Regions from separate parts of the Homo sapiens genome. Here region 2 is linked to region 1. Evidence: chromatin loops called from intact Hi-C (ENCODE). Cell type or tissue: heart right ventricle. All regions are shown on one strand. Each heading gives the region's core, and the rest is flanking DNA. Links, peaks and the distances in the headings are about the cores only. Region 1 holds the start of LOC124906319 (a long non-coding RNA gene). Region 2 holds the start of FGF12 (fibroblast growth factor 12).

What was found. Hi-C counts contacts between places; a loop is a spot of excess contacts. Peaks named below come from ENCODE experiments on the same cell type or tissue, not always from the same donor. Only the 100,000 strongest peaks of a DNase experiment are listed, where the experiment ranks them.
Region 2: a loop joins it to region 1, with 4 times the contacts of the local background. A loop is called at or near these places in 13 of 110 quality-filtered maps.

Annotation. Positions count from the first base shown.
Region 1 is chr3:192,564,105-192,569,490 of GRCh38, forward strand. All of the region lies in intron 2 of FGF12 (fibroblast growth factor 12), which reads right to left. LOC124906319 (a long non-coding RNA gene) reads left to right here and starts at 2,897. Exons shown (of 3, transcript XR_007096220.1): 1 at 2,897-3,067; 2 at 3,411-3,520. RefSeq lists an enhancer at 2,878-2,927. In heart right ventricle, for the core only: a CTCF peak has its summit at 2,766 (motif pointing right); a DNase peak (open chromatin) is centred at 2,797; H3K4me3 peaks cover 609 bases; H3K27ac peaks cover 759 bases.
Region 2 is chr3:192,725,335-192,730,720 of GRCh38, forward strand. It overlaps FGF12 (fibroblast growth factor 12), which reads right to left and starts at 2,207. Exons shown (of 6, transcript NM_004113.6): 1 at 2,150-2,207; 2 at 1,847-1,989. The coding sequence starts at 1,859. It overlaps LOC107986056 (a long non-coding RNA gene), which reads right to left. Exons shown (of 3, transcript XR_001740579.2): 3 at 2,389-3,220. It also overlaps the pseudogene RNU1-20P. In heart right ventricle, for the core only: no CTCF peak of the experiment used is centred there; DNase peaks (open chromatin) are centred at 1,836 and 2,297; H3K4me3 peaks cover 2,880 bases; H3K27ac peaks cover 3,316 bases.

The DNA.
Region 1 (5,386 bases), core at 285-5,284:
CCAGGCTGGAGTGCAGTGGCGCGATCTCAGCTCACTGCAATCTCCGCCTCTTGGGTTCAAGTGATTCTCCTGCCTCAGCCTTCTGAGTAGCTGGGATTACAGGCGCCCGCCACCATGCCCGGCTAATTTGTGTATTTTTAGTAGAGACGGGGTTTCTCCATGTTGAGCAGGCTGGTCTTGAACTCCTGACCTCGGGTGATCTGCCTGCCTCAGCTTCCCAAAGTGCTGGGATTACAGGAGTGAGCCACTGCGCCCTGCCGACCATGTGTAGTCTTATTGGAACATCTAGAAGTTCCAGATGCTCCACTTACCTCAGGGATTACATTTTTTCATGTCCACTTTATGCTTCGGGGACAGTATTCTCAGGAAGACTTTCCAACACAAGCCAGCATTTAAGGCAGCAGGTGATATGTGATATGTCTAATGAATTGCTTTTGGAATTGAATCATTGTCTTTCCTACTGTACAAGCTTTAAAATACTTGGTCTTTGGGGTCTCCACACCATCTGCACACTTAAAGAAATCCAAGTGCAACAGAAACCAGTGATCACAGTTCATGATCACATGGAGCACTGTTCCCAAAATGGGCTATAGCAAGTTGATGTAGCTTCAGTGCAGCAATGAGCTTGACATTCTGCATTCCACTGGGTTTGGAATTTTTTAAATGTTTCTGTGTTTTGGTATTCAGAAACAGCATCTCAGGACTGAAATGAAAGATTAGAGGAGAATGTATTTATAGCACAGAATTCCCTTAAGAATGTAAGCTCTTGAGACAAATTGCATTGGTTCTAATCTACTCTCCATTTACTGGCTGTGGGACTTTCCCACACCTTTGTTTCCTCTACATAAAATAGGAATGCTGACATTACTACTGATCTCAAAACTACTGTGTGTATTAAATGAGGTTATCTACATAAAACATTTTGAACAGAGCTTTTTCACTTGGTGAATGCTCAATAAATATTAATCACTGTTTATTAACTAAAAATTTAGCAAGTTTGAAAATTCTCTGATTAATGCATAGACAAATCATGAGATGACTTTAAGCATATTTTGGTAATATAATGAGAGTTCCAAGAAATAAACTGGCTTAAAGCTTAGTGATCCTTCACCTATATGTTTAAAAATCTTATCAAATTACTACAACTTAAAAGTGATAGGTGAAGTTGAAGATGCTAAGACAAATCAAATTCTTGCATTCAAAATAATTTGCATTCTATCAGAGTGCTAATAATAGCAAATATTAGTTGAACACTAAATTATAGGCACTGATGTGAATTCGCTCATTTTATCTGTGTCAGAAATAAAGTTACACATGGCGTAACAATGTTTCAGTCAACAATGGACTGCATAATAGTACAGTGGTCCTATAAGATTATAATACCATATTTTTACTGTATCTTTTCTTTGTTTACATATGTTTAGATACACAAATACAGTTGTCTGTAGTATTCAGCCCAGTAACATGCTGTATAGGTTTTTGTAGCCTAGGAGCCATAGGCTATACCCTACAGCTTAGTTGAATAGCAGGCAACAGCATACAGCCTATTGTATAGTGGGCTATACACTACAGCCTAGTTGTATAGTAGGCTATATGATCTAGGTTTGTGTTAGTATGCCCCACAATTTTCACACAAAGACAGAACTACCTAACAATGAATTTCTCAGAACATATCCCTGTCATTAAGAGACGCATGACTGGGCCGGGCATGGTGGCTCACGCCTGTAATCCCAGCACTTTGGGAGGCTGAGGCAGGCAGATCACCTGAGGTCAGGAGTTCCAGACCAGCCTGATCAACATGGAGAAACACTGTCTCTACTGAAAATACAAAATTAGCCGAGCATGGTAGCACATGCCTGTAAACCCAGCTACTCGGGAGGCTGAGGCAGGAGAATCACCTGAATCCGGGAAGCAGAGGTTGCGGTGAGCCGAGATTGCGCCATTGCACTCCAGCCTGGGCAAAAAGAACGAAGTTCCGTCTCAAAAAAGCAAGAGAGAGGCATGACTGCATATGAAGCAGGCATTAGTAGTATCATATTTCATAGGTAAGGAAACTGAAATAAAGAGCATTTAAGTAACTTGCCTCCGGTTACCAAATCGCTCTACTAGTTAGAGCCAAATTGAGGGATCTCAGTTTCAGACTCAAGGAATCTGGCCTCAGACTTTACTCTCAATCACTGCTCTGTACTCTTTCTATAGTGCTTCATGAAAATCATTCTAGCAGCATGTGCAAGATAAAAGAAAAATAAGAGATCATGGAGATAGGAAGACCAGGTATTAAAATGATCCAGACAGAAAGAAACAAAGGCCTCAAATACACAATAGCCATAAGGCTGGAGAGTATAGAATAAATGAAAGAGATATTGGAGAAAAGAAGCTAAAAAGACTTGGAGACTACCTGTGGAGAGCCTGGGAAAATTTGCAGGAAATGTTAGAATTCAAATAACTGTATTTTATGGATGCCCCTGGATAGGGCACATGCTTTTGTTTCTCTAAAGTCTACAACACTGTCTGTTGTCTCTTTGGCCCATCCCAGTCTTTTAATCTCTAGATTTGTCCGTCATAATATTTCAAATGGTATTTCCAAACCATCTCCTAGTTTCCCTCAAACAAGAACATAGACACTGAACAATTTCACAGTTGTATGACCAGTATTTTTCTAAAATAAAAATTACTTTTTACCCTGAAAATTTATAATTATAAAATTTATGGCTAAAACTATTAAATATAAGAACCAACAACACTAACAACTACCAGAAAGGCCACACGATGGCAGCAAAGTATAGGGTACAAGCAGCAAGAGCCGGCGGCCTAGAGGGTGCTATGCACTGAATTCTCAGATTCCGTCTATTCTCTATTGAGTTCATACATATTAGTCAGCAGCTGTAATGCTAGTAACATTATCTCCACACAGCACCTCACACTTTACAAAACTCCCACAGATACTTTCTCTCGTCTACTTCTTACCACCACTCTGAGAAGTCAACAGGAAAAGGATCATGCTTTGTGTGGAGGATAAAGATGGAAGTTTTACTCCAGGTACTAGAAGCACCTCAGAGGCTCAAAGGTGAGACAAAGATCAAAACTTTGTCGTTGTTTCTTTTAGGATATGATCTGGGGAAATATAATATGAATGGGAATACTCTACCTTCAACTTTAGTGGGGAAAAAAATCTAAGGCTTTTTTAATAGAACTGGGAATTTTTTAAGGGGTTGGGGCTGTAAGTTATTCCTCACCGAAGTTGGAGAAAAAAAAAGGGAAAAGATAAGGAAAGGGAAAGGGCTTTATTTTTTTAAGTAACAAAGGCTAAAAATTTTCTTAGAGATTATTATAGAAAGCTTAACTGGAGAGAAATATGCCTGGGGGGAAAAGCATGTATCCTCCAAATGGTGCTTGCATTCATTTTCTAGGGCGGCTTTAAAAACCCACTACAGACTTGGGGGCTTAAAACAACTCTTCTGGAGGTCTGAAGTCCAAAATCAAGGTGTCCACAGGGCTGTGCTCCTTCCAAAAGCTCTAGGTGAGAATCCTCTCTTGACTTTTTAGCTTCTGTTAATGCCAGGCCTTCCTTGGCTTGTGGTGCATAACTCCAATCTCTGCCTCCATTTTTACATGGTCTTCTCCATGTGTCTCTTTCTTTCTTTCTTTCTTTCTTTCTTTCTTTCTTTCTTTCTTTCTTTCTTTCTTTCTTTCTTTCTCTTTCTTTCTTTCTCTCTCTCTCTCTCTTTTCTTTCTTTCTTTCTTTTTTTCAGAGTTTTGCTCTTGTCGTCCAGGCTGGAGTGCAGTGGCGCGATCTTGGCTCACTACAACTTCCCCCTCCTAGGTGCAAGTGATTCTCCTGCCTCAGCCTCCCGAGTAGCTGGGATTACAGGCACCAGCCATCATGCCTGGCTAATTTTTGTATATTTAATAGAGATGGGGTTTCACCATGTTGGCCAGGCTGGTCTTGAACTCCTGACCTCAGGTGATCTGCCTGCCTGGGCCTCCCAAAGTGCTGAGATTACAGGTGTGAGCACCATGCCCCGCCCTTTGCATGTGTTTCTTATAAGGACACTTGTCATTGGATTTAGGGTCCACCTAGATAATTTGGATTGATTTCATCTGCAGAACTACATCTGCAAAGATCCCTTTTCCAAATAAGATCACATATACAGTTACCAGGGTTTAAGACACGGGGAAATCTTTTAAGGCCACCATTCAACCCACTGTAGTGCTCTTGTGACTGTACTTCCTCCTGCCAGTGGGGAGCTCATGCATGTACACATTATGGACTCCTACCCTTCCGTGTGTTTAGTTGCCATAGAGCAATAATATCTGATCTCTGCTCCAAAATCTGACACCATTTTGCTGTATCCTCTCCTTGGGTTGTCTCCTCACCTGTAAAATAAGAGAGTTAGACCAGCCAATGGTCACAGTCAAAAGCGTTCTTGGTCTAAGAGGAAATGAACAGTAAGGCTTCAGAGAAATGAAAGCATTCATATTTTCTGCCAATTACTTGTCATATTATAGTGGAATCAGCTATCTTATCTCCCTCATTAGTTTTGAGAGTGTTTTTGTTAATTTTTACGTTTTATTAAATATCTGCCTATTGTGGATATTTAATAAATCCTGAGACTATAGAGATGGGCAAGACAGAGTCCTTCTGCCAGGAAATCCATAACCCAGTAGGAGAGACAGATACATAACGTTATCACTGTGAGGTAGTGTTCAAGCAGTAAGGAGAGATCCTTTGCATACATGAGCATAGAGCCCACGTGACCACTCTAGGCTATGGGTAGACTCAGGTATGAGATAACATTTATTCAACCTTCGAGAACCAACTTAAGGGTGTCCTTCATAAAAGACCAACTTATGAAGGGCACACTTACGTTGGTTCTCCAAAGTTGAATAAATGTTATTAGCTGAGCAAAACAGGAGAAAACAGTACATGCGGAATAATCACCATGTCTAAAGATGCTAAAATGTGAAACCAACTGGTTAAGTGCCTTGGATAAAGTACAGCGATGAAAGGTAGAAAAAAAATATTGTCTGCAAAGATAATCTTATGTGAACACTTGCTTTGGGGCCAAGCATCATAGCATATGCCTTTGTATATTATATAATTTCTCATAACAGCCTTTGTGGTAGAATGTCAGTGTAGGTTAAGCTGTGCTGAGGTAACAAACAACCCTCAAATATCAGTTGCTTCATCTAATGAATGTTTATTTCTCATCCACACATAGTCTGCTGTGGATTTGAGTCATTCCTCAGGACAGTTGTCTTCTGTGTGTAGCCTCAGCATTCTATCTCCTTAATTTCTAAGGAACCCTCGTATTCCTATGTTTTCACATTCAGCAAAGGAACGTCTGGAGAATTCAGTACCAGTAATTAAATATTTATACACAGA
Region 2 (5,386 bases), core at 200-5,199, 160 kb after region 1:
ATGTTGGCCTACAGCAAAAGTCTTCGTTGCCTTTGGATCAGTGCTGTGATTCACTATATCATTGCTGTCTGGATTGACATAGAACTTCTGAACTGATTCTTTTCGGATGTATTTCTGAGATTCTTTCTCCTTTCTGAATTCAAAAGACTGAAAGAACAGCTAGAACTCTACTGTTAGCAATATGATCATTAAACCACCTGGAATGCTAAGTGACACGTAGCATGTTTTATGGGCAACGAAGGAAAATAAAAGATTACTGCCGAGAGATATAGCCTCTTTTTATGATTGAACAGGAATTAGTATACACATTGGAGGCAAAACTGTTACCAAGAACCTTTGTCAAATAACTAAATTTAGTGACCAAATACCAGGTGTCATCTAAGCAAGAAAAACTGTTTCATAGTAAAATGATATTCTTTTTCTGTTGTTAACCTTATGTCCCAGAAATACTTAGTCAGCTAGAATATTACAAACCTTTATATGTTAAGGACTGCCTTTTTATTTTAAAATGGAGTATAATAGAGTTAATAATATATGCCTCAAATATACTTATAGACATGGATTCTCTCATATGTGTACATCATTGTCAGACGTGGAGATGCCCATCAATGTATCATAAGAATAATCTGCCTGAACTGAAAATTGCCTGCTAGTCTTAATCCATGTTGATTCAGCTCTTTTTATACTATAAATGCTTGCCTAGGTTCAAATACTTTAAATCTACCAATTAAATACTTAAAACACTTTATTGAACATAGAACTGCTATCATTCAACACTCCAGTTTCATTAATCAGCCCAGAAATAGGTAACTCACCACCATTCCCTGATCCTAAGTACATTACCACAGTGACTGACATTCCTGGTTTAAAAATAAAATCTTGTTTCAAATATAGCTTCCCGAGTTCTGGGTAATGAATATAGTTTCATAAAAGTTGACATCATTTCTTCTGATTTCGCCAGAATTAAATACATCCAGTATGCCTCCTGGATATCTGACCACCATATCACTCAAGGCTCTCACAACCTGGTGGGCGTTTTAAGGAGAAGGAGAAACAGACCTGCATAGATGGGGTTAAATCCAAAAGATATCTAATCTTGTGGTTAGAATAGTCGTTGTGTTTATGTGTGTTCAATATGCCATTCAGAAGTTGATTTTTACAGTTCATTTATCAGTTGGCATGCATACATTATGCAGATTTGCTTATGAGGAGAACATTAATATGTACATGTCCAGAACTAGTAAATGCATTATGCTTGGAAGCCAAGCAGTACTCCCATACACTGTTCTTCTTAGAGGTCAGTTCTAACGCATGCTGTTCCAAATAGACCCAATTTCTCTGCTGATATATATTCAAAATGCAGTAGGATGTGGTCATACACACCCAGAAATACCATCTTCATGAGGTGGGGGTGGTGAAATTCAAACATTTTTTTTTTAGCAATGCATTATTGGATATCAGGTACAAACGTGCCTGTCAGCAATTCTAAAGCAAATGAAATAGATTTATTTGAGTCCATCCATTATACAGAAAAGATATTGCTTTACTAACACATACCTCCTCCTCCTCCTCCATTTTGGGGGGACTCTCCCCACCTCCCCCCAAAAAACTCATCACAGTTCACTACGCAACTGATGGAGTATTAAACACTGTCTTCCAAGCTGTGGGAGTTAAAAAGAAGTCGCCTTCCTGCCACACTTCCCCAGTGCTGCAATGGACATAGCATCTCCTCCTCTATCGACCTAGTATGATGCTCGCTCCCCAAGCACTGCAGTCCCCTCGCCGAGGATTGCCTTGGCCACACGCACATGCAGCGGGAAGTCCCCCGATAGGGACAACCACATACCTTTGCTCTCCATTTCGGTCCCTTTCGAGTGCTGGGAAGTTCAATGGAAGTTGGCCGGAAGATGTGGGCCCGCTTCAGATTCCCAAATCTGGGAAGCCAATCTGATGATTTCGCCCGTACTTCCTTCCTTCCCCTCAGGCTTCCTGAAAGATGGGATTTCTTAAACCTTGAAGCTGCAATCAGCCACCAAAGGACACTTAGGAGCAGCAGCAGATTGCCTCTACAGGGGATACGTTGCGACGCGCATCTGATACTGAAATGCATGCACAGTGCCCGCTCAGATTTTTTTTTTTTTTTTTTTACCTGGGTCTGGAAGCTGCAGGCAGGAGCTGTCCTCCGAGCGTGGTGCTGCAGGTGTAGTGACAGATCATCCCACTTTGCTCTCTGGATGCACAGCAGATTTGCATGGGCGCTGGCACGCATGCGCAGGGCGTCCCCCCTCCCCTTTTCACCGCCTCCCGCTCCCCCGCCCCCTTCGCCTCCCTCCCCAATACGGTCCTCAGTTATCCCAGCTGAGGAGCTGTAGCATTCGGTCACAGGGAAGCGCTGCTAAAAATAAACGCCGGACCGGATTTTCCTCTGCAAACTAGAAAATGGATTGGACTAGTACTGCGTGCATCAGGACGAATTACTGAAGTCTTAGAGGAGGCTAGTGTCTCCAGGCAGGGTATGGTTTTATTCAGAAGGCAGGGAGGAGAGATTTACGAATCGTTTTTAATGTTCACAATTTGGGTTTCTCTTTCTACTTGCTGCAGTAACTTTCCAGCTGTCTGCTTCCCTCTCCTCTCCCCACTGACTTCACATTGCTTGTTATATTCCTGTATGTGTTTTGTTTTGTTTTTCGAGAGTGGGGTGAGAGTAGTTATGGAGCTGTCAAAGGTTAATATTCTCTCGCTTCTTTGTTACTCAAACTCAGTGTTTTCCTGCCTGCCTCCACCTCAAAACTGTTCCATGAGCAGGCTCCAAGGCTTCTAAAGTTCTTCAAAAAAGCCACTGAGGATATTTTGAGGTGCTCTTTTTAGCTTTTTTCCAACAACCTGCAAGAAGTCCCCAAAGGTGGGGAGGCGTCTTATTGATAATAAGTACTTCCAAAAGCAATACCTAATCATTTTTGTGAAGTTGCAGGGATAGAGTATTTTTCTTGTACAGAGCTCTAGAGGAAGATGCAAAACCACAAATCTCTTGAAGTGCTACTTTCATATCAAAATATTTCTAAAGCCCACACTGTATTTCGTTTATATGCAAAATGTTTAACAGGAAAAATTGTGTTGTATTTACTACCTTTTTTTTTCAATAGTCCAGATTTTCCTGAGGTGATCATCTCTCCTTGAGAATAATAATCTTATTCTCCAGAAGTCCAGAAAACTCTGTTATCTGAAATGGTTAAGGAAGGAGATGTGCAGATTAGTCACATACTCTACTTCATGAAAGATCCTTCCACAGTAGGCTTCTAGTCCCAATTTTCAAAACATTGAAATATAATAAAATGTACTCCCAACAAGAAACCTGGAGTTGTATCTAATTTAATCTTTTTCTGGTGATTCAGAGGGCATCCTTTGATTTTTCCAATGCCTGAGGGCCATGATTACAAATATTAACCACGGATGGTTCAGCCAGACATGGACATTATTAGTGGAGGACTCCCACTAATGAACTGCTGTGGGTCAGCAACGCCTGGATCCATTCAGCATTTAGGAGTATCGGATTGCAGAGGCCACAACCTAGGGCCTACTAATTTTTAGGTTCTCCAACTGTATGCCAAAGTACGTGTTTGGAAGAATCATAAAATTCAGGATTTCTTTTCAATGTTGAATAGGCTTAGGAAGTAAGCTTAGGGTGGGAGTAGTGTTGCTCCTTAAGAACAATAGTCTATTTCATTGAGATAAATAATTTCTGCTCTTAATACTGCACCCCGTTACATGTTCTTTCCTTCTCAAAGGTTTTAGAATAGGAGATATCTTTAGAATGCATCTCTATGTACTCTTCATATTTATTCTTTTACAGACGGAGAAACTAAAGGCAGGGGAGGAGTGGCACTTGAAAAGAGTCACATGGTGAACCAGATCTGGGCTCAGAACCTAAGTGTCATACCTCAAAGGCAGAGGCAAGCCATCTATAGTCCAGAATGATTTTTCATATAACTGCCTTCCCATTATCTACAGTGAATAAGAACAGGGAGAACCTTCTAGTTCATAAATTATCATTATTTTTATTCATAATTTTAAGAACCCAGCTGCTTTATTAAATAGAAAGCAAATCAAATTTAATGCAAAATTTGTGTTCTGACATTCAAGATCTTTCCATTCTTCTCCAAGCTTAACTCCTAGACAACAATTGCTATTATCCTAAACAAACCTCAAGATTGTTTTTAAACCAGGGGAAAGTGGGATCACAGACCCCCACTACCACAAATTATGCAGTCTAGTTTCCCACGTATGGGGAAATTGCAGGGGTCAGCACATCTGGAATGCAATTGATAAGCCTTGACTGGGAAAACAACCTTCTTGCTCATGATAGCTCCTCTGTCAAGATTTTTCTTACCTTTGCTTACATAGTCATTGCTGGAATATCTTGACCTCATCAAACCACTACCTACCACAAGTATCTACAAATTCAAATCTTATATTTTCCTCTAGATCCATCTCCTTCTTACAGTCTTCCCTGATACTCTTAGTCTGAAAATATTCTCTACCAAGAACACTGATGATCCGCTCACTAATGATTCCAAAACTGATGAGTTACTTCTCTTCCATCACTATTTTTTATTCTGTACCAGAATGATTTATGTATATATCTTGTTCCTTTTTCCCACTCATATTTTTAAATGGCCTCCTTTTACTTCAGTGTAGTCTAGAGTGTCCTGAACATAGGAAACAATAAAAATGTTTCATGAATTAATAACATTTAGCATACATGTTTTTGTGTACTTTACTATGTGACATTAACTACAATCACCATGATAACAAAATGATGATAATATTGACCTAACATTGCTCAGAGCTTACTATGTGCCAGGTACTATAAGGATTCTAAATGTTTAATGAATATTATCTTTATTCATTAAATAAGCTATATGAACATGCAAACGGCCAATAAATATATGAAAAAAAGTTCAACATCACTAATCATCAGAGAAATGCATATTAAAACCACAAAGAGATATCATTTCATCCCAGTTAGGATGGCTATTATCAAAAGACAAAGAAAATAAAGCACATGCTAGTGAGGAAGCAGACAGAAGGGAATTCTTATGCACTGTTGGTGGGAATGTAAACTAGTACAGTCACTATGGAGAACAGTATTGAGTTTTCTAAAAAAAAAAAAAAAAAAAAACTAGAATTACCATATGATCCAGCAATCCCACTACTGGGAATTTATCCAAAAGAAAGGGAATCAGTATATCAAAGAGATATCTGCACCCATATGTTTATTGCAGCACTATTACAATAGTCAAAATATGGAATCAACTTAGGTGTCCAACAACAAATGAATGCATAAAGAAAGTGGGGTACATATACACAATAAAATATTATTCAGCCA